3 separate regions of the Mus musculus genome follow, and all the other regions are linked to region 2. Evidence: chromatin loops called from intact Hi-C (ENCODE). Cell type or tissue: gastrocnemius. All regions are shown on one strand. Region 1 holds the start of Tdrd7 (tudor domain containing 7). Region 2 overlaps Tstd2 (thiosulfate sulfurtransferase (rhodanese)-like domain containing 2). Region 3 overlaps Tdrd7 (tudor domain containing 7).

The links. Peaks named below come from ENCODE experiments on the same cell type or tissue, not always from the same donor. Only the 100,000 strongest peaks of a DNase experiment are listed, where the experiment ranks them.
Region 1: it touches region 2 in a loop (6-fold over the local background); 12 of 42 quality-filtered maps call a loop at or near these places.
Region 3: a loop joins it to region 2, with 2.8 times the contacts of the local background. A loop is called at or near these places in 2 of 42 quality-filtered maps.

What each region holds. Positions count from the first base shown.
Region 1 is chr4:45,968,191-45,976,190 of GRCm38, reverse strand. Tdrd7 (tudor domain containing 7) reads right to left here and starts at 3,894. Exons shown (of 17, transcript NM_146142.2): 1 at 3,755-3,894. In gastrocnemius, a CTCF peak has its summit at 4,030; a DNase peak (open chromatin) is centred at 3,932; H3K4me3 peaks cover 2,148 bases; H3K27ac peaks cover 3,085 bases.
Region 2 is chr4:46,122,234-46,130,233 of GRCm38, reverse strand. It overlaps Tstd2 (thiosulfate sulfurtransferase (rhodanese)-like domain containing 2), which reads left to right. Exons shown (of 10, transcript NM_173033.3): 4 at 887-1,007; 5 at 5,209-5,334; 6 at 6,086-6,191. Among named protein-coding and RNA genes, the nearest start is that of Tstd2, 12 kb to the left of the region's middle. In gastrocnemius, a CTCF peak has its summit at 3,506 (motif pointing right); a DNase peak (open chromatin) is centred at 3,510; H3K27ac peaks cover 370 bases.
Region 3 is chr4:46,005,402-46,013,401 of GRCm38, reverse strand. It overlaps Tdrd7 (tudor domain containing 7), which reads right to left. Exons shown (of 17, transcript NM_146142.2): 7 at 7,702-8,000; 8 at 5,761-5,947; 9 at 2,501-2,612; 10 at 134-336. Among named protein-coding and RNA genes, the nearest start is that of Gm52728, 11 kb to the right of the region's middle. In gastrocnemius, a CTCF peak has its summit at 4,830; no DNase peak of the experiment used is centred here; H3K27ac peaks cover 315 bases.

The DNA of each region.
Region 1 (8,000 bases), 150 kb after region 2:
CAACTTCAGAGTCTCTGGCCTCTGCATTCTCAGTGCTGGGGCTCAGATGGGCACCACCACACAGCCCGAAGTTTGATGCATCTGAAACAGATGTTTTCTGATGCTGTCCACCATGGACTGAGTATCCCACAGGCAGGCATCTGTATGCCTCTTGTGTCCTATGGTGACTGGGGTCTATCGGCTAACCACAGTGACATTAGTATGGCTCTCATCTGTAGGTTTTCTCCTGTTAAGTTTCTCTTTTTTAACTATTTCTAACTGTATCACTTGTCTTGTCTTTCCCACAACACTTTTCCCAGCATGAATTCGAATTTCCCAAATAAACACAGCAGGTTATTAGGGTAAACTCTCCTAGCTTCTCAGCTACTCACTCAATGTTGAAACATCTGAACATTGTCTTACTGCAATGGCTCTCAGTCTGTGCATCCTGACTCCATAACAGTCACAAAATGACAATTATGAAGTAGCAATGAAAGTTATACTTTACGGTTGGGGGTCACCACAACATGAGGGAATGCATTAGGAAGGCTGAGAACCACTGATTTAAGTATATACTTCAGGTGACTGCTGCTCTCTCCGAAAGACACATTCTGGGGCTTTACAAGTGGGGATCTAAAAGCCTCAGGATGTGTGCTGAAAATTTTAGACATCACTTAGGCTAGCTCAAGCCTTTCATCTTACAAAGCAATAAACAGCCTCAGAGAGGGGAGGAATTTATCCAAGATCCTTACCCAGCAATTTCCCATATTACAAGGTGTGTGGGGTTGCTTTCCGTTTTTAATTTTAGAGACAAGGTCTCCCTATGCAGCCTTCCATTGGCCTCCAGAGTGCTGGGATTATAGGTATGCACCACCACACGCACTGTGTGCAAGCTTATGGGGCTGTTTTCCTTCTAATTGCAGTCTACTTGTTAAACCTAAATAAGTCTACCTATAGCCAGTTTTAAAAGAAAGAGTATTATCTTCCTTCCAAGTATTTAGGAAGCAGTTTTTCTTTTTCGTTATTTCATATTATTTATTTTGGCCACTACATAGTATCTCATTAACTAGTTTTATGAATCTACATAGCATGATGATTTGGTCAGGGATCTGGGTCTCAACCCTACCTCTAACTACTGAGCACCCTTGCCTCTTTGAGCAATTCATTTTGGTCTCCTTTTTTATGTGCAGGATAATGAATAAGGGAAGAGCCACTGGTGTAGCTGCACGTCTACTACTATGTGGGTTTCTTTTCCTTCCACCCTTCTCCACCCCTATTCCACCCTCCCAACTCCCCAACAATAGGTAGGAGAGGAAGAAGGCTAGAGGGGAAAGGGGGTGGTGATGTCATTAGACTTCTTGCTGATTGGGGCGTTAATCTTTGCTGTCAGGATATCCAATGTCTTCTTCTGGTCTCTGCACAGGACCACTTGACAAACTGCAACAAAGAGCAACAACAACCACCACCAACCAGTAGTAGCAACCAGCAGCAGGAGGAGAAAGAAGGAGCAGGAAGAGGAGGAGCAGGAGGAGGAGGGGGAGAGGAGGAGTAGCAGGGATGGGAGGAGGAAGAGGAGCAGTAGCCACAGCAGCCGCTGCAACCATGCCTGCCTACCTCCAGGTTCTAACAGTTATATACCCTTTCAAGAGTCCCCAGAATTCCAAATGTCACATGTTTGCAGAAACTATCCACAGCTGGCAAAATCACACCCCTGCTAGAGCATGAGACAACTGAGCTGCTGCTGACAATCTAAAGCAGTCCCCCATGCCACACCTGGGATTAAAACAAAAACATATTCCTATAATATTTCTGTGGATGGGGGGAGGGTGTTGGTTGGGTTTTTTTGTTTGGTTGGGTTTTTTTGTTGTTGTTGTTTTTTTCCCAGAGAAACCAAATTTCTCACTACACACTGATTCTCTGCTTTCTTCTAATCCTTTGAAGAGGTAATGAGCTTCAAAGTTCTCATGGGCATTATAGGTTTGCTTGCTCATGACAAAGCTGCACAGACTGAAATACTACGTCTGACTGGAAATCACACTGGGTTATCTGACTGACACATACTTCAACTAAAAAAACAAAAAAACAAAACAACAACAACAACAAAAAACCCAACTTTTTGTTTGTTTGAAAAGACATCTTTGGCCTCATGGGGGAACTTTGGAAACAATGAAGAACAGAGACGGGATGAAGAGAAGAAACAGCAAGTTTGGCACAAAGAAAAAGCAAATTCATAGAAATAAGAAAGTCAAACTCACTCCAAGCAACGATAAACTCCTGACTCATGAAAGCATCCAGATATTTTCCTCTACATCAAAGCTTAATTTTTGCTATTTATACTTCATCAAACATAAAACAGGCACCCAGAATTGAGTTATAAAGTGCATTTTCTTTACATTTCTATTAAACACCCAACAAATATTAGAAAACTTAAAAAGAGCGATCCTTCTAGGAGCTTTAAACTCCAGATGCAACACAATAGCTCACCCAGCCAGTCTCATGTGGCGCATTTAAAAGGGTATTAGCAGGGATTACATTCCACTTTCAATCCACAGGGACTAAAATCTTAAGGCACTGCCAAGTGCTGCCTCACTGTCTTAGCAAAGAGAAAATCTACCAAAGAGAAGGGCTGAGGAGCTGCGGGCTCTATGGCCAGCACAGTCCTTTGCATGTAACTGAAGCTCGCCTACGTCAGCTGAGTCTACACTATATGCTAACTTATCCTAAAAATTTGCGTGTCCCTGTCATCAAAAACCTTGAAATCCCAACCTGTAAAATATGGGCAGTTTGGGTAAATAGAAAGCCTCTTTAGAAGATTATTATTATGAGCCAAAGACTTATCTTGTCTTGAGAACACTTCAAAGGGTCAGTTAGCTATTCCCATTCGGTTCTTGAGCAGACTTAGAGACCAGAGGTGCAATTGATTCCCGACCTTACATTTAAGCTTTAGAAGCTCAGATTCCAATACATTATCTGCAAAGGCCGCACTGTAGAATGCCACATTTTCATCCACATCATGGAGGTCGGGAAGAGACAGGGATTTAGTTCTAAATTACACTTCTGCCACTAAAGGCGTTTCTAGTTCCAAGAACACTTCTCTGCAAACGTCCACCTGCAGAGCATAGGTGGGCACCACCAACACGAATCGTGGTTTTCTCGGTTAGTTTGTGGTGTTGGTATCAGAATCCTTTGGGGTTGGGCTTTAACATCTATACACACCTCTCTTCCCTGCTCCCCAAGATGACTGGGTAGTGGTAGCCCTGGATATTGACAGAAATGTACCCTCAAGCGGACAGGAGCAGAAAGGCTGTCAGCTCCCACTTGACTTCCAAGACAACTTCTCCGTGAATGCTTGTTTCCTCCCCAGCGCTCACGGTTGACAGGAACGGCTACGTGTAGGTCCTGTGTGATGTGCGCGGCCTGCACCGGCCGGTCTCGAGGGCGGAGGCCGCCGCAGTGTGGCCCGCGGGGCTGGCACAACTGCGCAGAGCTCGGGTACCGCTGCCCAGCACGGGCGGCCGAGGCCGGTTGCTCCTGACCGGGAGCTACTTCCTGCTCAGAGCTGCGCGCCTCCCACGCCCCCCTCTGCAGCTCCTGCTGCACCGCGACCGGCTGGGTGGACGTCCCGGGGCGTCACGCACGACGCTCTGGAACCCCGCCACGGCGGGGACCAGGCCCGGGCCTGAGGCGCCGCGCCCAGCCGCTGTCCTGCCCGTGCCCTGCCGTCCCGCAGCCCGCCCCGCGTCGCCCGCACCTGTCGCGCCCCGACCGAGCTCACCTCGTCCCGGGGACCCGCGGCCCAAGCCCGCGCCTCTGGGCCCGGCTCCCTCCGCTCCCTCCGCCAGGGCGGCCGCCGCCCACTTTCGGTTTCCCCGCACGGCCTGAGCCGTGGCTTGGGAATCACCTAAAGCCCCGCCCTCTGGGCCACGCCCCGTCGCACCACGCCCCGCCCCTTCGCCGGCCGGCTTAGCTCTGCGCAGACGCAGGCGCTCCGGCCACGGCTGCCCACTTCGAGGTCCGCGTGTGAGAAGGGAAACCGACGCCGCCTAGCGGTTTCTGCGCGTGCGCACGCCGTCCTGACGCTCGGGGTGTGGATTTATTTCTCTTTCCACAAAGTTCGTTCTCTTCAGCATCTCAATACTTCTTTTCATCTTCTAGACAGTCTGTCTTTAGCTGTCTTCTAGGTCACTCTTTGGAGGAGGGGGACTATATTAAAATGCTTTGCCACATACCCTTCACGCGTGTGTAACAACGCTGCTTTCATCCACTGCTCTAAAACTAAAGCTGTTTGAGGGCAGAGATCCTAGAACACTGCCCAGTATATAATAAGCATAAAATAAATACTTATCAAATTCTTTAATTCATTCAAAACACGTTGAATAGCTGCTATTTATTCACTCCACGGTAATTCCACTAACATTTATTTAATGCTGGATTGCTTTAACCCGTTGTGAAAACTTGGCATCATTCTGTATATTTTTGCTGAAAGCCTGCTGCTGCTTACTCAATCAGCAATTTTTTTTAACAGTTTGAGGTACACTTGCCATACTATAAGCTGCACGATTCAAATGTACACTTTCATGTGTTTGGTATGCATACAACAGAGAAACAATCACAGATAGTAACATGAGGAACATAGCCACACCCTCAAAGTTCTCTCTCTTTCTATAATGTTTGCCTCATTCCCTACCGTTTAGTCCTGTAAGTGCCCACTTACTTACTATAGAGCTCTTGCTTTTTCTGGAGTTTTATATAAATATAATTATTTCATATGTATTGTCATTAAGGGGGAGGATCTGGCTTTCTTCACTCATCAGAATTCTATTGAGACTCTTCTGTGTCGTTGCATACACTAGTACTTTATAACCTTGGCTCCCTGAGTTTCCACTCCCTGGTATTGACCCAAGAGAAAGGAAAGGGCTTATTCATCACAGACCCGTACAAGGATGTTTAAATCAGCCTTGCTTGCAATACTTAAAGACACAGAGATAGCATAAACATCCTTCAGTGGGTGAGCAGACAATTAACTGTTACAGACTCAATACCTGCTGACAAATAGCAACAGTGTATAGGGCCTATAAACCTTGTGCTTAAGGAACTTTGCATTCATTGGGAAGCTGCAGTAGGCGATGAATAGACTGGAAGGAGATCGTGAAAAGCCGGATATCCTGTGCTCAGTAGGTTCTGTCTTAAGGCTTTGACCAGGGGTGTTCTTTGAACACTGTTCTCTTTCATAATCTCACATCTGGTCCCTGCCTAAAGCTGCCGAAGTGTCTCTGAAACAGAATTCTCTACATTGCCTTGATTCTATTTCAGTCTGTTTCAGATGTCTTTCTCCCTGCCCTGTCCGCTAAACTAAACATGACAGTGGCTTCCAGAGACCTAGAATAAAGCCAGCTCTTTATTTGGACTCTGTAATAATACTCTGACATGCCCTGGCTCCACATTCTGATGGAGGGAAGGGTAAAAACAGCATCAGTGAACTGAGAGGATGGCTGTGGGGATAGGGAATTAGGCAATACTGAATTCTGTATATAAAATAAATCATGAAACAATGTGCATGAACCCTAAGTCTGAGGTCCTTTATGCTTATAGATATGTCCCCCCCTTTGCTGTATCCGATATACAAAGAAAAGTCATGTGCTGCAGCTAGTTTTCCATAACCAGCTTTATTTACGAATAGTTGCCACAAGCAAATATTTTTAAGTACGGCAGTCTGATGAGTTTTAACAAATGTATCCAGTTGCGCAACAACCATCACAATCAAGATGCATAACTAGTTTTATTTGTAGAAGTTCCCTGAGCCTTCTACCTAGCCCTGTTCCCTCCCTCTTCCCACCACTCCTGGCAGCTGGGTGAGAGTTCAGTCCCCTCAGCTTTGTTTTCTCAGGAGCACCATATGTAGGGAACCGCAGGATGTGCAGCCTTTGTGCCTGGGTTTTCACTTAGTGTAATGCGTTCGTGACTCATTCCTGTTGAGCTTATCAATAGTTACTTCCTGTTGATGGCTGTCACTGTATGGCTATGCACAACTAGTTTATTCCTCGAATTTAGTGTGCATTTTTGTTGTTTCTAGTCTGGGGGGGGGGGCCTGTTCTGGTCCAAGCACCTATAAATAACCATTGTGTAGTCAAATGGTTTTCTCACATACATACCAGGGAATAGAATTAATGTCAGGATGTAGGAGAAATGTATTGTTGATTGTATATATTTATGGATATGAGTATATGCTTATGTGTATTTAACCATAGATAATGTATAATTATATGCATAATTACATGTGAATGTCAAAGTGCAATCTTAAGTGGCCACATCTCTTTGTACTCCCATTTTTATCCACGACTCCGCCCCCTGTAAAGCATGAGTCCACTCATTCTCAGTACTCAGCATCACCAGGCTTTTAAAATGGAGCTTGACCCTGTAAGGGTGGAACATTGCCGCTGCGGCACTGAGGGACCGGTCTCATATTGAGGCTTTAACTCGCCTTTCTCCATGATGGCGTGGAGCATCTTTTCCTGTACACAGTGGCTTTTGTATTTGTTCTCGAACAATGGGCAAAACTCCTGTTCTGTAGGTGGATTTAGCTGAGGTGTATCAGGAGGATTCCTCAGAAGCTGAACTGCAGCAAGGAAGTTGTATGATCTTGTTTTGTTGCTCGATTTATAGCTGGAATTCGGGAAAATGAAGACTTTTTTTTTTTTTTGAGACAGGAGCCTGTCTTGTGGCTGAGACTGACATTGAACTGTCCCAAGTGCTGGAATTACAGGCTGCCATGCCCAGCTCAAACTGGCTATGCTTTAGACTTGGGGTTCTTATCCTTTTATGGAACAGTAAGACAGAACATATGAGAGCAACACAGATACACAGGATTTTACAGAGTCAAGTTCCACACATTAAAAATTCCCTTAGGGGAAACCTCAGAGTCAAAGGTCAGTATTTCAAAATAGATAGAATGCAGTCCAAAGGTGTTCTTCCCCCACGGAAAGACCAAACTCATCCTAGGTCACCAGGGGCAGAGGCAGATGGGCAGGTCTCTTGCTATGCAAGAAAAAAAGCACACACATCTCTCATTTCCAAGGCTGCAGAGAGGTCCCAGAGTCCTGAATACGTGGCTTTTGCAAAGGGACAGCCTCCTGGTAGATCATTTGGGCCTTTGGAGACTTCACCAGAGGGAATTTATCGTGGAAAGAAGGTACAAAGCTAGGACCAAGTGTAGGGAGAAAGATGACCCCACTGCCGCCTCATCCCAGGCTAAAAAGGATGGAGCAATAAAAACCTCCACCAAGTTAAGTGTGGTTGTACACACCTTTTAACTCAGCACTTAGGAGGCAGAGGCAGGTAAATCTCTGTGAGTTCACAAGCCAGCTTAGTCTACATAGCAAGTTTCAGGGCAGCCAGGGCTACCTAGAGAGGCTCTGTCTTAAAAAACAAAACAAAACAAAACAAAAACAAAACCCTCCATTAAAAGCCCTCCATGCATTTTTGTTGTTGTTGCTGTTGTTCATCCTGCCAGCCTACTTGTTTAAACAGAGCCATACGGGAGGCCCCAGGACACTTGGCCAAGGCGGGAGGATCCAGGGCTCCTGGAGGAGCACTGTACCTCCCCTTCTTTATACTAGTTCAGCAAGACCAGGAAGGGCCTGGTTTCAAGCATGTGTCTATAGCCCTTTCCCTCTTATCTGACAGGTCTATAACACAACCCAAGATCCACACGTTCTTCATTCTCCACCTCACAAATACTGGGAAGGGTTGCAAATCCCCCCTTCCACATCTCAAGTGGCATTTGGAGACACTTCAAGCGCTGCTATCTCACCTTCTATCCAGAACATCTGTCGCTTCTTTATATTGTCTCCAAAAAGAAAACCCCAAACACATCCACAGGACTCGGATTTCTGTCACTTTCCATCCCGTCAGTGAACTTCAGGGACTGGCTTGTGACATTATTCAGTGTCATGGGTGGTACTCCTCTGGAAACCTCCCTCACAGCCCTTCCCCCAAACCTATTGCTCTCTTAATTGAGTTTC
Region 2 (8,000 bases):
TTAGTGCTACTCTGTGAGCATGCTGACATAGAAAAGTTTGTCTTATGTGGCCAATAATAACACGTCTATAGATAAGTGTACTACATGAAAAAATGGAAGTAAAATGTTTTTCATGGTGAGCCAGTCAAACCAGATACTGCCTTGTGATTGAGGATAGGCCACAGTGGGCTCAAATTCCCAGCTTGCCTGTAAAGTAGGGTTAATAATACCTGTCTCCTGGTGTGAGAGCTAAGTGAGGACAGGGAAGCGAGTTTGCTTTTTGTAAGAAGTCTGGTGCAGATACTGTACTATGTAGAGAAAATATGAAGAGAAGTGCTCTTATGTTAGGAGACTAAAGATAGGAGGGAGGCAGAGGTTGTTCCAGCTTCATGCTCTCCTGCTCTGCCTGGGTGCACTGGGAACTGTGGCTCCCTGTGGCCCTGCTCTCCAGTTCTGCCTGGGTGCACTGTGAACTGGGGCTCCTTGTGTCAATGCTCTCCAGTTCTGCCTGGGTGCACTGTGAACTGGGGCTCCTTGTGTCAATGCTCTCCAGTTCTGCCTGGGTGCACTGTGAACTGGGGCTCCTTGTGTCAATGCTCTCCAGTTCTGCCCCGGTGCACTGGGAACTGTGGCCGTGCTCTCCAGCTCTGCCTGGGTGCACTGGGAACTGTAGCTCCTTGTGGCTCCAGTTCTGCCTGGGTGCACTGGGAACTGTGACTCCCTGTGGCCGTGCTCTCCTTCTCTGCCTGGGTGCACTGGGAAGTGGGGCTGCTTGTGGCTCCAGTTCTGCCTGGGTGCACTGGGAACTGTAGCTCCCTGTGGCCGTGCTCTCCTTCTCTGCGTGGGTGCACTGGGAAGTGGGGCTCACGTGGCTCACATGCTCCCTCCTCTGACTTTCCTTGTGTAGTGGCCAGGGTGACGAGGAAGGAGAGGTGCTCCTGTATTACTGCTACTGTGACTTGGAGGACCCCCATTGGGTCTGTGCCTGGCAGACAGCTCTGTGCCATCACCTGCACCTTACAGGCAAGGTAAGCCCTGCTCCAGATGTGCCCTGCAAGCCTCTTCTTGTCTCCTTAATCTTGGATTGTAGGAGCTGTGCTCTTTGAGAAGTCTTCACATGGGGGTTCTCGAAAGGAGGGAAACCCTGCTTGCAGGGTAAAGAATAAACCAGCTCTTGATATGTTGCTTATAGACCAGGCCTCAGTCACCCTATACCTAAAGGGTCAAATAGTAAATATTTCAGGTTTTGTTACCTTTTTTTTAATTCATTGTTGTTATAGATTGGAAACATTCGTGGGCATGGCTAGGTTCTGATACATCTGTCAGCTGAGACAGGGAAATGTACTGAACTCCAAAGCCTCTTATAGATTCTGCATGTTTGATTACAAGTCACACCTTGGTTTTCCTAGAATCAGGTCTCTGGTGATCTCAGGTGTGACATTTACTCCTTCCCTTCTGTGCGGCCCTCCCCTCCTTGTCAGGCCTCCTGTACTCTGAGCGAGTGCCACTCCAGTGCTGCTCCCTCAGCAGTACAGTGTGCAGGGTCCTCACCATGCCCTGCCTTTGCTGCTGCTTAAAGACTTCCTGCAGTCTGAGAGGAGAGCCTGTCTCCCTTGTGGGGGGGCCTCGTGAGGTCAGAAGCTTTGCCTTCACTGGGGCATTCTCAGCGCTGGAACAAGGTTCAGCACTTAACAGGCTCTGTAAGGATTGGAAACTGTAGAATAAAGGAAATTAAAACTGCATGTTTGTCCGGTATCTATGAGTGTGTGCTATGAGAGGAAGCATGTTCCCAAATGGTCACACCTCTGCAGGACAGGATGGTGTTTACTTTTGTAAAATGCCCTCTGTGGCTTATCTTCCAGCGCTATGCCTATGCACATTAAATACTTTTAAATTTTAAATCAAAAGGAAGTTGTCTTAGTTAGGGTTTTACTGCTGTGAACAGACAGATGACCAAGGCAACTCTTATAAGGACTACATTTAATTGGGGCTGACTTACAGGTTCACAGGTTCAGTCCATTATAAAGGCAGGAACATGGCAGAATACTGACTTCCAGGCAGCCAGGACCATGGTATTAAAACCCACACCCACAGTGACACATCTACTCCAAGCCCACATCTTCTAATAGTGCCACTCCCTGGGCCAAGCATATATGAACCATCAGAGAAGTAGCGACCTTCTGAGAACCTGGTGGTTGTGGTTCTCCTATTCCCCAGTAAACTCATGGACAGTGCTGTTTTCCACGCCCACATTGTTTGACAAGTGCTGGTATCACCCACCCGTGCAGCTCATTCCCACGCCCTGTCCTGAAAGTATCCGTTTTCTTCTCTTTTCCACTTCATCGCCCTGACCATGCTCTATCTCGTCTGTGTGGTAACTTCCCCGATTCTCACCTTAATCTGCTCTCCAGTGCAGCAGCCAGAATGATCTTGTTAGAACAGCTCCAGCAGCGACAGGTGGGTGAAGCCCTTGACACAGCCTAGGCTGCTGCAAGAGCAGGGCCCTTGGCTGAAATTTCCCACTCATGTTCTTTGGTTTCTGGGACCCACCGAGTCTTGTTTTGTTTGCCTTTTTTTGAGGCGAATTCTCTTGAAAGTTGATACCCACCCCCACTCTGTCTAGTCTAACTCTTCTGAAGCTTCAGATCTCTATTATAATGACTTTTTCTCAGAGGCCTTTCCTGACCTCCCATCCAAATTCATGTTCCTCAGTGTGCCTTCTATAGCTCTTGTCTTTTTTTTTTTTTAAGTTTTATTTTTTTTAATTAGGTATTTTCCTCATTTACATTTCCAATGCTATCCCAAAAGTCCCCCATACCCTCCCCCCCACCCCCCTACCCACCCACTCCCACTTTTTGGCCCTGGCGTTCCCCTGTACTGGGGCATATAAAGTTTGCAAGTCCAATGGGCCTCTCTTTCCAGTGATGGCCTACTAGGCCATCTTTTGATACATATGCAGCTAGAGTCAAGAGCTCCGGGGTACTGGTTAGTTCATAATGTTGTTCCACCTATAGGGTTGCAGATCCCTTTAGCTCCTTGGGTACTTTCTCTAGCTCCTCCATTGGGGGCCCTGTGATCCATCCAATAGCTGACTGTGAGCATCCACTTCTGTGTTTGCTAGGCCCCGGCATAGTCTCACAAGAGACAGCTATATCAGGGTCCTATCAGCACAATAGCTCTTGTCTTTTTGTGTCTCTTAGCATCTTAACCTCCTCTAGCCTGAGATGTGGGGGACTCTTCAACAACTGTATCCCTAACTCCTAGCACATAGTTTTCAAAACCAGTAACTATTTGTGCTATGTTTTTTTTTTAATTAATTAATTTATTTATTTATATATCACCGTCTCTATTTGGTGAGCTTTTTAAAGCTAGGTGTGATGGTACACTCTTGCAATCTCAGCACTTAGGAGGCTGAGGCAGGAGGATTGCTGCAACTCCAAGAGCAGGCTAGGCTACATACACAGAGAAAAGGGATGTCTTGTCAAGGAGGACCAGCCTCTCCTGGCACACGAGCAGTGAGCAGTCCTGCCCACCAGATGGCAGCATCTTCCTGCTTCTCAGACATCAGAGACTTGGCCAGGTTAGTGAGATATTTTAGTACTGGGTTTTGACATTCTTGGTTCTTAGGCAAGGAAAAGGAGAACCTGAATGCCCCTTGATGTACATCATATGACCTCAAGAAATTTGTGAGTGAGATGTAGAGATGGCAGAACAGTTACGAGTGCTGTCTCTCAGCAGGTGCTCCACCGTGCTAGCTGTTCCTTGTCTATTTCCTAGTTACAGGGCCTTTCCATCAAAGTCTGAAGGACTTTCTGAGAATCTAGGTACTGCTAGAGAGTGAGTGAGTTTAGAGATGGCTCTGTAGGGAATGCGTGTATGGCATGCATTTGGCTTCTGAGATTAAAATGAAATAGGAAAGAATTTGCCTGTCTACCTAGAAATAATCGCATAAAAATGTACATTCACCATCACCCAGTCAGACTGTTTTCAGACAGATTTCCTGACATTGCTGGTCTCAGGCTGTTTTTGTTGTTGTCGTCCCTATTAGTGATAGATAGGTGCATAGCCTGTAGCACAGAGATGGCCTGTGTTCCCTGCCTCATACCCACAGCAGTCTCCCCTGGACTGCAGCCTCTATTTTATTTTATTTTATTTTGTATGTTTTCTGAGACAGTTTCTCTGTGTATCCCTGGCTTTCCTAGAACTCACTCTGTAGACCAGGCTGGCCTTGAACTCAGAGACTGTCCTGCCTCTGTTCCCCAAGTGTTGGGATTAAAGGAATGCAGCACCTATACCCCACCTCACCCTACTGCAGCCCTCTTTCTCAAGGAGTCAGTGGTAATTAGGATACTTCATCTCTGGGTAGCTACCAGTTAATTGGCATTGGCTTGTAGGATGAATCCTGTTGTTTATCCATAGCCTAAAAAGTTGGATCACATGAGACACTGAAAATGAATGGCCACATACAACTTTACAATCTGGCTGCATTCATGTTTGAATAATGGTAACAGTTCAGGGTCTTTGATCAGATCTCTTCTCTTCAGAGACTGTGTGAGTCCTCAGCTGGTGTGCTCTAGCGCCTTACTCTGGGGATGGTGCCTTATAAAGCTGCTCCATCTTAAACTCATGTATGGGATCTCCTCTACTAGGACAACCCACTATGCAAGCCCCCAGATTGCCCTGGCCCAGCTCTCACGTGCCATTCCTAGAGAAGCTAGAGAGCCGCAGATGTGGCTACACGTGCTCTTACACATTAGCACCCACCACGTAGCAGGCATGAATGCAGACATGGGGCACTTCAGTGAGCAAAAGAGAACTTGAATTCAGCCTATGGTTTTGAGATGGAGGCTTTCCCTGGCCTCCAAGCAGAGGTGATCTGTGCACTCCCACTGTCAAGTAGGGTCCCTCTTTAGGACTGGGGTAAAGTTTCCTCAGTGGGCTTTGCTTTTTTTTTTTTTTTTAATTCCACTTCTGGCGTCGTTCTACCTATGTAAGCGTCTTGGGCCTCCCATAAGGAAGGGCTGGAGCTCATCATCTTCCTAAGCCTCTAGAAGCTGAATAGGCCCCGCTGCTTCAGAGGGACATCTGTGCTCTATATTGTGATACTGTGGTGGCCACAGCAGGGCCTCTGCTTTTCCTGTTACACTCACTGACATGAAAGGGGCCTTTAGTTTATCATGGGAAGACACCCAAGCCAAGACAGCACCCCTCTCCTCTTTTGTGTCTCAGATTCGGATTGCTACTGAAGGAATCAATGGAACTGTTGGCGGAAGCAAAGTGGCCACCAGACTCTACGTGGAAGTCATGCTTTCCTGCCCATTATTTAAGGATTACCTGAGCGAGGATGATTTTAAGGTAAAAGAACTAAAGCTAGAGCAGTCTGCTTGTAGGTCATTGAAGAGCACACTCAGAGCCACACTCAGAGCCAGACAAGCCCCTTTCCCCTGAGCTCCAAGCCAGGGCAGGAAAACAGGTGGGCTCGTCACTGTTTCTGTCGAGGGCCATGTCACTTGGCATGTCGGAATCCTCTCCAGATCTCATTTCCCTTCCTATAAGGATGGCACAGTTACACAAGCTGGCATCTAAATCCTGGAAAGACTGGTTTACAGATCTCTGCGGTGAACTGTGGTTTTAGTAAACCTGAAATTAAAGTTGCCACCACATCAGAATAAAGTTGTGGTTCTTTCAGCTGAGGTGATGTGTCTAAGTACTGTGTGCTTTGTCACAGTATGTGGTAAGCTGGTGGGAACACTTTACTAATTCTCATGCTGGCCACAGCAAGACACTCGTGGTCACTGCTCCAGAACAAAAGTTGGTGTGTGATCACGTGTGACTCTCTCAGTGGTGCTGAGTCACATGTACATAGCCATACAAACACAGTGTTCCTGCATATGGAAGAGGCACAGGGAACATTTATTAACATGCTGAATTATCTGGAACATTTTGGACCTAAACTTTATCTTCATTGAAAGTTCCTTCCTGCCCCCAATTCAAGGTTTAAAATCTCAGCTATCACACTGTAAAACATACCATAATTCTTCCATATGGCATTTGTCTTTACCTGGCAGTGGGACAAGTAAACTCTGTCTTGTTTCTCCTTGGTTAGAGCAGCAAAGGAGGGTCTCACTGCTTCCCGGAATTGCGAGTCGGTGTGTTTGAAGAGATCGTGCCTATGGGGATCAGCCCCAGTCAGGTCTCCTACAAGAAGCCCGGTATGCTAATGTTCTAAAGACTTGTTACTTTTTGTCATAGATATAAAGTGTAATAGACAAATAAGAAAGTTAAGTCCTGATTAGCAAAAACTGTAGTCAGTCTTCTCTTTAAAATAGCCATGGGAGGCTAACTCTTTGTCCATCCAGCACTTAGGCTGGCTTCTGTGGTGCTTATGGTAACTAAAAGCTCACCTATAGACCCAGAGCACATTTTTCTTGGTGATAGTTTGGCAAGAAGTTGTTTCCTCTTTCTAGAGAGAGCAATCTGAAAGCTGTGTGGTTATTTGCAAATAGTTCATCAGCAGAAAGAATGCATGGGCTTTTGCCACAGTCAGCAAATGGCTTTCAAAAACAAAGTAGCATTCTAGAACTTTCGAACATTCGATCCCTGCTTCCCTGCGGTTACTATAGATGACTGAAAGACATTTGTTTGGCAGGGATTTTTGGTTTTGTTTTACTTTTTACCATGAACATTTGCAAAATTAACTAGAGTGCTGAGAATAATAGAGTGACCTTCCGTATGCTTACACACAGCCGCAGCAGCTGCTCATTCATGGCAAGCTGGCCTCTGTACCCCAACCCTCTCTCTCATCCTAGATCCTGTTATTGTATTCATAAATCCTTTAATAAACACTTTTAAAAGAAAGAGTAACATTTAAGTGTAACCGTTACCATCTCCAAAACATTTTAGCAACAGTTGATTAATAAGTATCTTGTCATTGAATTTCCTGCTGTTAATGATTTAAGATTCTATTAAGATTAAATAAGAGGGGGCTGGAGAGATGGCTCAGTGGTGAAGAGCACTGACTGCTCTTCCAGAGGTCCTGAGTTCAATTCCCAGTAATCACATGGTAGCTCAACCGTTTGTAATGGGATCTGATGCTTTCTTCTGGTGTGTCTGAAGACAGCTACAGTGTACTCATATATACATTAAATAAATAAATATTTTTTTTAAAAAAGATTGAGTAAGAGTATCTGGGAAGATGGGTAAAGCACTTGTCACTCAAGTATGGGGACCTGAGTTCCAGTTTCAGTCCCCAGACCCATGCAAAGCTGCAATCCCAGTTCCATGCTGTGTGGTAGAAGCAGAGACAGGAGGCTCACAGGCCAACTAGCCCACAGGAGCCTTGCAAATAAGATGCAAGGTGAGCACTGAAACCTGAGCTTGTTTACTGATTTCCACACAAATAAAGGAAAGCAAATTTAAATAAGATCCCTTTAACAAGAAAAACAGTGTTTTTGAGCTTGCACATTCAGCTACCCCATTGCAGATTGGCTCTCAGAGATCTCAGTCATTTGGCTTGTAGAGTTTCTCAGAATCTGGATGTGCTAAGTGCATCCCTGGGGTAGTCCTCGGTGACTGTCTCCTGGAGTCAACATGTACCCACTTACTTGTGTTTATGTGTATGTATGGGCTTGGGATCTGCAGCACGTATGTGGAAGTCATGAGGCTCGGCTCTTCCCTTCCTCCATGGGCTTCTGGGGATCAGACTCAGATCATGAGACGTGAAGGAACGTTCCTTTCCCTGCTGGCCCACCTTGCTGGCCTTGCAGACTAGGTTTGTAGGCACCCATCATTTGTGTATAGCGTTCCTCAGTCTTGGATTAGTGCTAGTTATACCCCAAAAGGGTAGTCTCCTGCTCACTTGTCTCCCCTAGACTGCTGTTGAGGCTGAGAGTTTGCTCACAGAGATTGCTGTCTAGAAGAAATATGGGAGCCACAGAGCATTACTTTTCAGTTTCTAGTAGAAACAGAAATAGGTAAAATTAGCTTACATAACAGTAATAAATAAAGTGTGTCCAAAACAT
Region 3 (8,000 bases), 120 kb after region 2:
CTTGAAGTTTGAACCAATACAAGCTACTTAGTTATGTTGAACAGAATTTCTTTCTTGCCTCCCTAGACAGGCACTCTGCTGGCCACCCAACACACACACACACACACACACACACACACACACACACACTTACCTGGAGATGAACTTGTAGAGATCTGTCACATATTGCCTTGAGGCAGGTGGCATTGATGTTGATATCGTCCTCTCCTGACGTGTCGTACAGCACCACCAGCGGGACATCTGACTTGTCCAGGATCTCCACAGCAAAGATCTTCCCACATGTTAGTGATTCCACCGCCTTCACAAGGTCAGGGTCATCATTCAGAACCTCCAACCCTGAAAAGCAGCAACTGCCTTCATTTCTACTTACTCAGAAGCACCATGGATGCCTGAGTTCATAGGCCATTTAGACCACAGAATTATACTCACTACCTCAGCATTATAACACTTTTAATGAAAGTTTTGTTTTGAAATATTTACCTTACACATCTGTAGATGAATGGCGTGATGTGTACCTCTTTAAGAGACACATTAGAGAGCTGGAGAGATGGCTCAGCCATTAAAGGCTGCTCACAACCAAAAACTATAAGACATATTAATTAGAGCAGGTACTCTTAACGTAATGAGACTGATGACCAATTAGAGCTTTACCACAAAAGGAGCAGCCTTTGAGATATATGCAAATCCATACGTAAACCACGAGACTAACATGAACAAGAACCTGTTCTTGCAAATCATGTACTTATAATACCTTTCCTATGCTGGTTTTCTGTTTTCAATTAAACATGTACAACTTTTCCTTATAATATTATTATATAACTGAAAACGGAAGCACTCCCTCTCCTCCGCCTTCTCCTCCTATTTACCCCTGACCCTGAGGACACCACAGATAGATTCATCAAGAGACTGATGCTTCAGCCACCACAGGCTCAGGCGCAGTATTATTAATCTCTTTCAGTTCTCTGACAATTGGAATTCAATATTTTACACATATGGCAACTCTTAAGTCCATCTACTAAGCTAATTAAAATGAGAACACCATTTCTGTATGGGACTTCAGTGCCTCTGTCTACTTTTCTCTTTGAGTGTAAGCTATAAGGCAGACCTCTGCCCTGTCCATTCTCAAGATTAGTGCTGGGACTCTGCTCGTACCTTTTACCTCAGCATCTGGACTCCTGTTCTGCAATTGTGATATATTCCTTTCAAACCAATTCCACAATCTATGATTGGCTCTTAAGAGCTCGTTGGGCTTATTTCAGAGTCAGGCCCTTCAGAGACAAAGATTCACTCTTGCTGGTGGGGACACTAGTCTCTGTCTCTGTCTCTGTCTCTGTCTCTCTGTCTGTCTCCCTCCGCTCAATTCCCCTCCCTCTCCTCTCCTCCCCCCCCCTTTCATTCATTGAGACAAGGTCTCATTCTATAAGCCCACATTGACCTGGAACTGACTATGTAGCCCAGGCTGGCCTCCAATTTGTCATCTTCTATTCTTAAATGCTGACACATCACAGGTGTGGGTTGCCATACTCAGCTTAAGGGGAATTTCTGCAGAGGGCTCATTTTCATGTAACGATCTCAGGGCTAGAGAGATGGCTTAGTGGTTACCAATGTTCTCCACCCTTCCAGGGGACCTGAGTTTGCTTCCTAGAACCCACTTTAGGAGGCTCACAACCACCTGAAACTCCAGCTACAGAGTATCTGATGCCTCTGATCTCCACAGGAGCATGTATTCATGGGCATACATACATTGTGTGTGTGTGTGTGTGTGTGTATACATAAAATTTAGAAAAAGTGTGATCCCTTTAGAGTTAAGTGTAAGCCTCTTTCCATCCATCTCACAGGCCCGCTGTTAGCTTCCCCCTACTGCCATGCACAAGGACAAATTCCCATGCTTCTGTAAAGAGGAAAGGCACAAGAACCAGACAACCCACAGCGCAGCTCGTCTGGGTGCACAAGGGTTTGCTACCAGAGTGTATCTGCACACCTGTTTCCGTGGAGAAGGCTGAGGGTCCTATCTCTGAAGTGACAGGACCTAGCAGGGTGAATCCCATGCTACAGAGTCATTTAGGCTCTTACTACAACAAAACAAAATAAACTTAAGCCATTCAAATGGCTAGATAAACTTTTTACAATACAATAAAATGAGCTATGTTTTACATAATCAATGTGACAATAAACACTTTCATTATTACTACATCTTATTAAGAACATTGTGTGAATTTATTCACAGAACTTTCAAGAAAAACACATTATGAGCTGGGTGTGACAGCCCACACCTGGAAGTCAGCACTGAGGAAGTGAGGTAGGAGGAGTTTAAGTTCAAGGCCAGTCTGGTCTACATAGTATGACTTCACCTAAAGCAACTAACAAAACTAACAAACAAACAAACAAACAAACGGAAGGGCAGAGGGAAAGAAAGTGTAACACTTGAGGCACCAAGAGCATTTCCAAATTCAACAGCGAAGAGTACAGTGTTGAAAGGATTTCTAAGACGGCCCCTTACCTGCCAGCTTGCACTTGGTGGCTTGAAAGGAAAGCGAGCAGAACCGTGGGTTCAGTCTGTACGCTTTACTCTTCTCAATGTTTTCACAAAAGCCATAGTCAACATAGCACACCTAAGGGGAGAGCAAAGCCTATCACATCTACACTCAAAAGTCCTTAGCCTTAGTTTAAGACCTTAATATATCCAACTGGATCTGTCTTATTCCATAGTCATCACGCGGCATCTCAGCTCTCCCACAGCTAAAGAAAAGGCTCCCCGATGCACCCCAGATGACAAAAGGCTGGGCCTCAGGGTCCCATATTTCAGGCCCTTGTCTGCTACCTTACCCCTTAGTCAACCAGAATAATAAGACCAAGGCAGAATAGGCTCTGGGGCCTTGCCAAGGTCACCTCTGCTGCTGTCTGGCCTCTCCCTGTCTTTATCCTTCCTGCTAGGAGTCTTCCTTGTTCTGAGGGACAGCAGCTGTTTCCAGGAGCTCATCAGTCCTGTGATACTGGCCAGATGTTAGAACCCCAAAACAGCACCTATGACAGCCTGCTCTCTTGGCCACTGTGGTACTAGGGGATGAGATGCTTTGGTCAGGGACAACAGTGACATCAGTCTGGACAACATACAATTCTATTTTTTAAAAAAGGGGAGAAACCAAATTTTTTCTTCAAGTTCACAAAGCTAGATTATATCTTCATTCAGTTTGGCCGAGGCCCCAGCTCCCAGGTATACTCTTAACTCTTAGTCTGTTAGCTGGACATAACCCAGAATCATCTGGGAAGTCTCAGTGAGTTTAGATCAGCATCAGTGCTACAGCTGTATAATATCTGTGGAGGACTAGCTTAACAGTCTCAATTAATACAGGAAGACCTAGGCTCAAAGTGGGCAACAACATGTCCTGGTTTGGGGCCCTGGACTATATAGTAGAGGACTGTATAGTAAACTGAGCACCAAGCACGGGTGCATTCGTTTCTCCCTGCTCTTGCTGCAGATGGGACTGACTGCTCTTAGTTCCAGACTTAAATCTCATGTAGTGAAGAACTGCATCCTGAGTAAGCCCTTTCTCCTGAGTCGCCTCTTCTCAGGATACTTTAGTATAGCTACAGAAATGAGACTTGAACACATACCATTAACACAGAGATGACTTTTGCAGCACACCAAGACCTAAAGACCACAAAATCTCCCACCTCTCTTTAACAAGGGCTCACTATGCAGTCCTGCCTTGCCTGGGACTCTTTATGTAGGCCAGGTTGGAGATCTGCCTGCCTGTCTCCCAAGCTATGAAAGCTTTTTTTTTTTCTTGGCAACTAGAAACATTACGTTTTATTATCCTAGATTTAGAGTAACTAAGAATCTGGTACTATTGGAAACCTAAAATACAAAGCAAATAACAAAAGGCAGGCAGTACTGCCTGGAAAATACCAGTCAACAGAGACAGGTCCCTGTGTCTTTTGAAGAAAATAAGACACAGGCACCAGCAGGAAATAAAGATCAATTCCTCCATGGCAGAGTCTGAGGAAGAAGAAAGGCAGAGAGCCCTCCAACTCCCCTGACTATGTGGTGAGTGTGCCTGGTTGCTGAGGCAAAGACTCACCTTAGGAAACAATACTGGACTCTCTGCTGCCTGGACCCAGACCACTGGCCATGCCAAAGTTCTAGTCCATCATGTCCACACAATTTCTTCCCCTCTCACAAGCCTCAAGACTCAGGCAAACGTTTCAATTTCATGAACAGCAGTCTACACCTGAATCTTGGATGTGCTCCTCCTGGACCCATGTTATATATGCTGATGATGAGAAGCAGTGTGAGACCCAGACTCCAGAGCAGGTGAAGCTGTACTGTTAGCCCAGCAAGAGGCTACGGCAGGACCACTCCGAAGTCTTCACAGGGTTTATGTCTGCAGCTGACTTCTTTACTGACTTGCCTGCTGCATCTATTGCTATGGTAGTAGTGGTAAATTTTTGTTTCTTCTGTGGTACTGGAGGTTGGACGTAAGGCCTAATGTATGCTAGACAAGTGCTTTAACCACTGAGCTACATCCTGTAACTTTCTAAGACAGGTTCCTACTAAGTTGTTGCCTAAGTTGGCCTTGAAATTGTGCTTCTCCTGCCTCTGCCTCCCAAGTAGCTGGATTACAGAGCTGCAGCACCAGGCCCAGCTAATAACACATATGACAATCACAATTCACAAACCCCTCATCCTTGGATGTGCCCGTATGCCTCAGCCACCTCACCCCGTGTGCCTTGCTACAGGAGAGCAGAGCAAGCATCTCAGGCTGCCATAGCAATCAGTGAGCAGGCACTTGGGGCTTCCATTTCTGGTTCTCTGGCACCATCAAGTGACCACAGGTCTCTGTGCCACCTGAGTGCCTGTACACTTCTCCTAGCTGCCAGGGATATCATAAGAGACTAAGAAGACTTGAGCAGCTTCAAGCAGGCCTTCCCTGAGGAAGCAGTCTCAGCAGAGAGCTACTGTTCTTCCTCTCATTGTCTTAGCTTGAGTTGGACTGCGCCCAGAGTTACTCTCAATCCTCTTAGGTCCTGCCCCATCTGTAGGCCCCAAGACTTCCGGCCACATCCTGTCCTGGTGATTGGCCTATGCTCCTTTGCCTCCATGTCAAAAAGCAGCAGTCCTCTGCCTGGGAGACACCGGACACAGGACTGTCACTCACAGCATGCTTGCAAAAAGGGAGAAGTGACATATTCAGGTGGCCACCAAGCCAGCAGCCCACCATGGCTCAGCAACTTTTCTCCCTGTCTGGGGAGCTCTAAGGCTTAAAAGGACACAATTCTCAAGGAAACTGAGCCTGTGGACGGAGTCTTGATCCTTGGGCTCCTCATGGAAGGTACAACGCAAAGGGGCAGAGGCTGATCACCAAGACAGGATGCTGCCCAAAGTACTAAAGCCTGCTGATGCATGAGCCCAGCTCAGGCTAAGACAGGGAGGAAGAATGGCAGCTCTCTGCTGTGGCTGCTTCTTCAGAGAAGGCCTGCTTGAAGCTGCTTATGGAGCTGCTCAGTGCCAGGAGTGGGGAAACACCCTTCTGATAAGATCTGAGTCTGCCCCTCACAGAGAACTTCATTTACTCTGTGACTTTAAGAAACTGAGATATCATAACTACCACTGGTATAAGAGCTAACAAGGGATAGTCTTTCACAGGCACTACTTGGAATTTCTGGTGAAAGTCACACTGGATTTGAAAGAACAATAAACAACAATCACATCTGAAAACTTGTAACGTATCTACCTCATGCTAACAAAACTGAGCTTGCCTTTATCTTGTTCTCATCCGTGGAAATGATCTGTGCTCGCAACCAGGCATCCTCCTCTGCATTGACTGCCAGCAGCTGCCCCACGTGCACAGTCTGGATCGGTGTGACTCTGGGGTTCTTACTGTAAAACTCCTTCATCTCATCCTCCATCAGTTCCTGAGCAGCTGAGTAGTCTTTGCCTACATACCTGTAATGGTGAGAGGAGCAACAGTCAGGGTGAGTAAACCCCAGGGTTCCAGGCTCACAGCTGCTCACCCCAGCAGGGGAAGGAACTGTGCTCAGGGAACATCATTCTCAGTACAGGGAGATAGGACTATGGCGCCCACTGCCCAGTGTGACGATGTGTGACAGCCCTGAGAACAGCAGAGGAGAAGCAGGCATTGGAGGCCCCAGGAAGAAGCAGGGTGCAAGAGAGCCCAGGACAGGAGATGGAAGGTGTGTGGAAACACCACAGGGGCTCCCATAAGCCCTTCCAGGTTTGAATGAGGCTGCTTTGATCTGGCAGATGGCTTTACCCTGGTGAGGCTGCATCTCATGAAATGACAACACTTCTGCTACAGGATGAAGCTTGCAGCTCGAAGAGACCTCAAATCACCTGGCCAAGGTGAGGGAGGAGGCAGAGGAGCCCTTGTCCTTATATTTCTCCAGTTTTTACCCAGAGCCTCTGGTGATTTGAGAAAACTCTAAGAAATTGCTCCACATGGTCTTGGTAACTATCTGCAGGACAGAAGATGGCCCAGCCAACCTACCTGTTACTAGAGAGAAAGGGAAGCTACAAAGACATTTCACACACAATGCAAAGAATGACTCTTTGGAAACTAGCTAATTTAAGATGTGTAGTCTTCATCCCTGAATGGGTTAGACTTTGTCAAGATCCATCGTCTACATTTGCTGTGTGTTGCAAGTGTTCAGGAGAGGCTGGAGTCAGTCTTGCATTGGGTTCCAGTCTTTGAGACATGGGGCTCGGGGGCTTGAACTTAGGTGACAACTGAGTAAATGTGGAGAGGCATCCAGGAGTTGCAGCAGCCAGTAGAGAAGGATGGCTCCACTCACAAGTGAGGACAAGGGCTGGTGCTACAGCTAGGTGAGTGTGGGCAGTACCCAGTATAGGCTCATACACTGTCTCCAAATTACCTGAGCACAGGGACCGAGAATCTGCACAGACCATCCTCAGTATGTGACCGATACAAAGCTGCATCTAAAACCCCATGTAAGCCAAAGTCCCTCTAAAGATCCTTCTTAGTGGCAGAGCAGGAGACTAGGCAGGCTTCATAGTGTCAGCTGGGCCACCACTTGCTTTAATGCTCTCAAGCTCTTCCTTCTGGAAGGATCTAGTTTGGGTATTCTCTGTGCTTTTCTAGTTTATCTATAGGTCTTGGGCTGCACAAACCAGAGGGCCATTTGGGGTGAAGGGTCCTGGATGCTTTCTGTTTCAATGTTCTCTCCCTCTCCCCAGCCACAGCTCCACACTGGATGGTAATCCAGTGCTTCAGTGTCAATTCAGGCTGTCATTAGCCACATCAGTGACAGCTACACATCTCTTAGAATGGCATCCAAAAGCTCAGGGCAGCAGGGCAGCTCTAGGTCCACTGGCTAATCTGAGTGTATGATGAAATTCGCTACCCTGACCTTTTAGGGCTGCCACAACAGTCCTAGATCTGACGGCATCACCTGGCCTGAAGGGGCCAGGCTGATGTTTCTGACACAGTTGCCATGATGCTTATGACACAACTTTTACCAAGTTCATATTATCATTCCCATTTAAAACTATTAACCATCATTTCTCCTAAGGACGCTGGGCCTTTTACAAACGTGAGCACACTCCTGCACTTCACTGTGACTCCTGAGGATGCTGCTCTTCCTTCCCTCCACAGCATCCATGCCAGGAGTGGTCATGTGACAACACTGCACAGCTCGGAACAACTAGAAATGCCAACTTGCCTGATAACCACATCATTTGTGTTGCTCAGCTCAACCACCAACACAGACGGTGAGGCCTCGGTAGGAATTACCAGAGGCGGCACAGTTATGTCCTCCAGAAACTCATCAGCACTTTCAGCCATGTTTTTTTCTATCTGCAAATACTCTTGTTCAATCATCGACTTGATGTCAAAATCTCCTTGTGCCTGCCCTTCATCCTTTAAGATCTTGTCAGTGGGCAATGGGAGTTTCGCATAGAGAATTGCCTTCTGGGTGTTTCCAGAAATGTAGTTTATGGTGCACACATCAGAGAGCGAGGC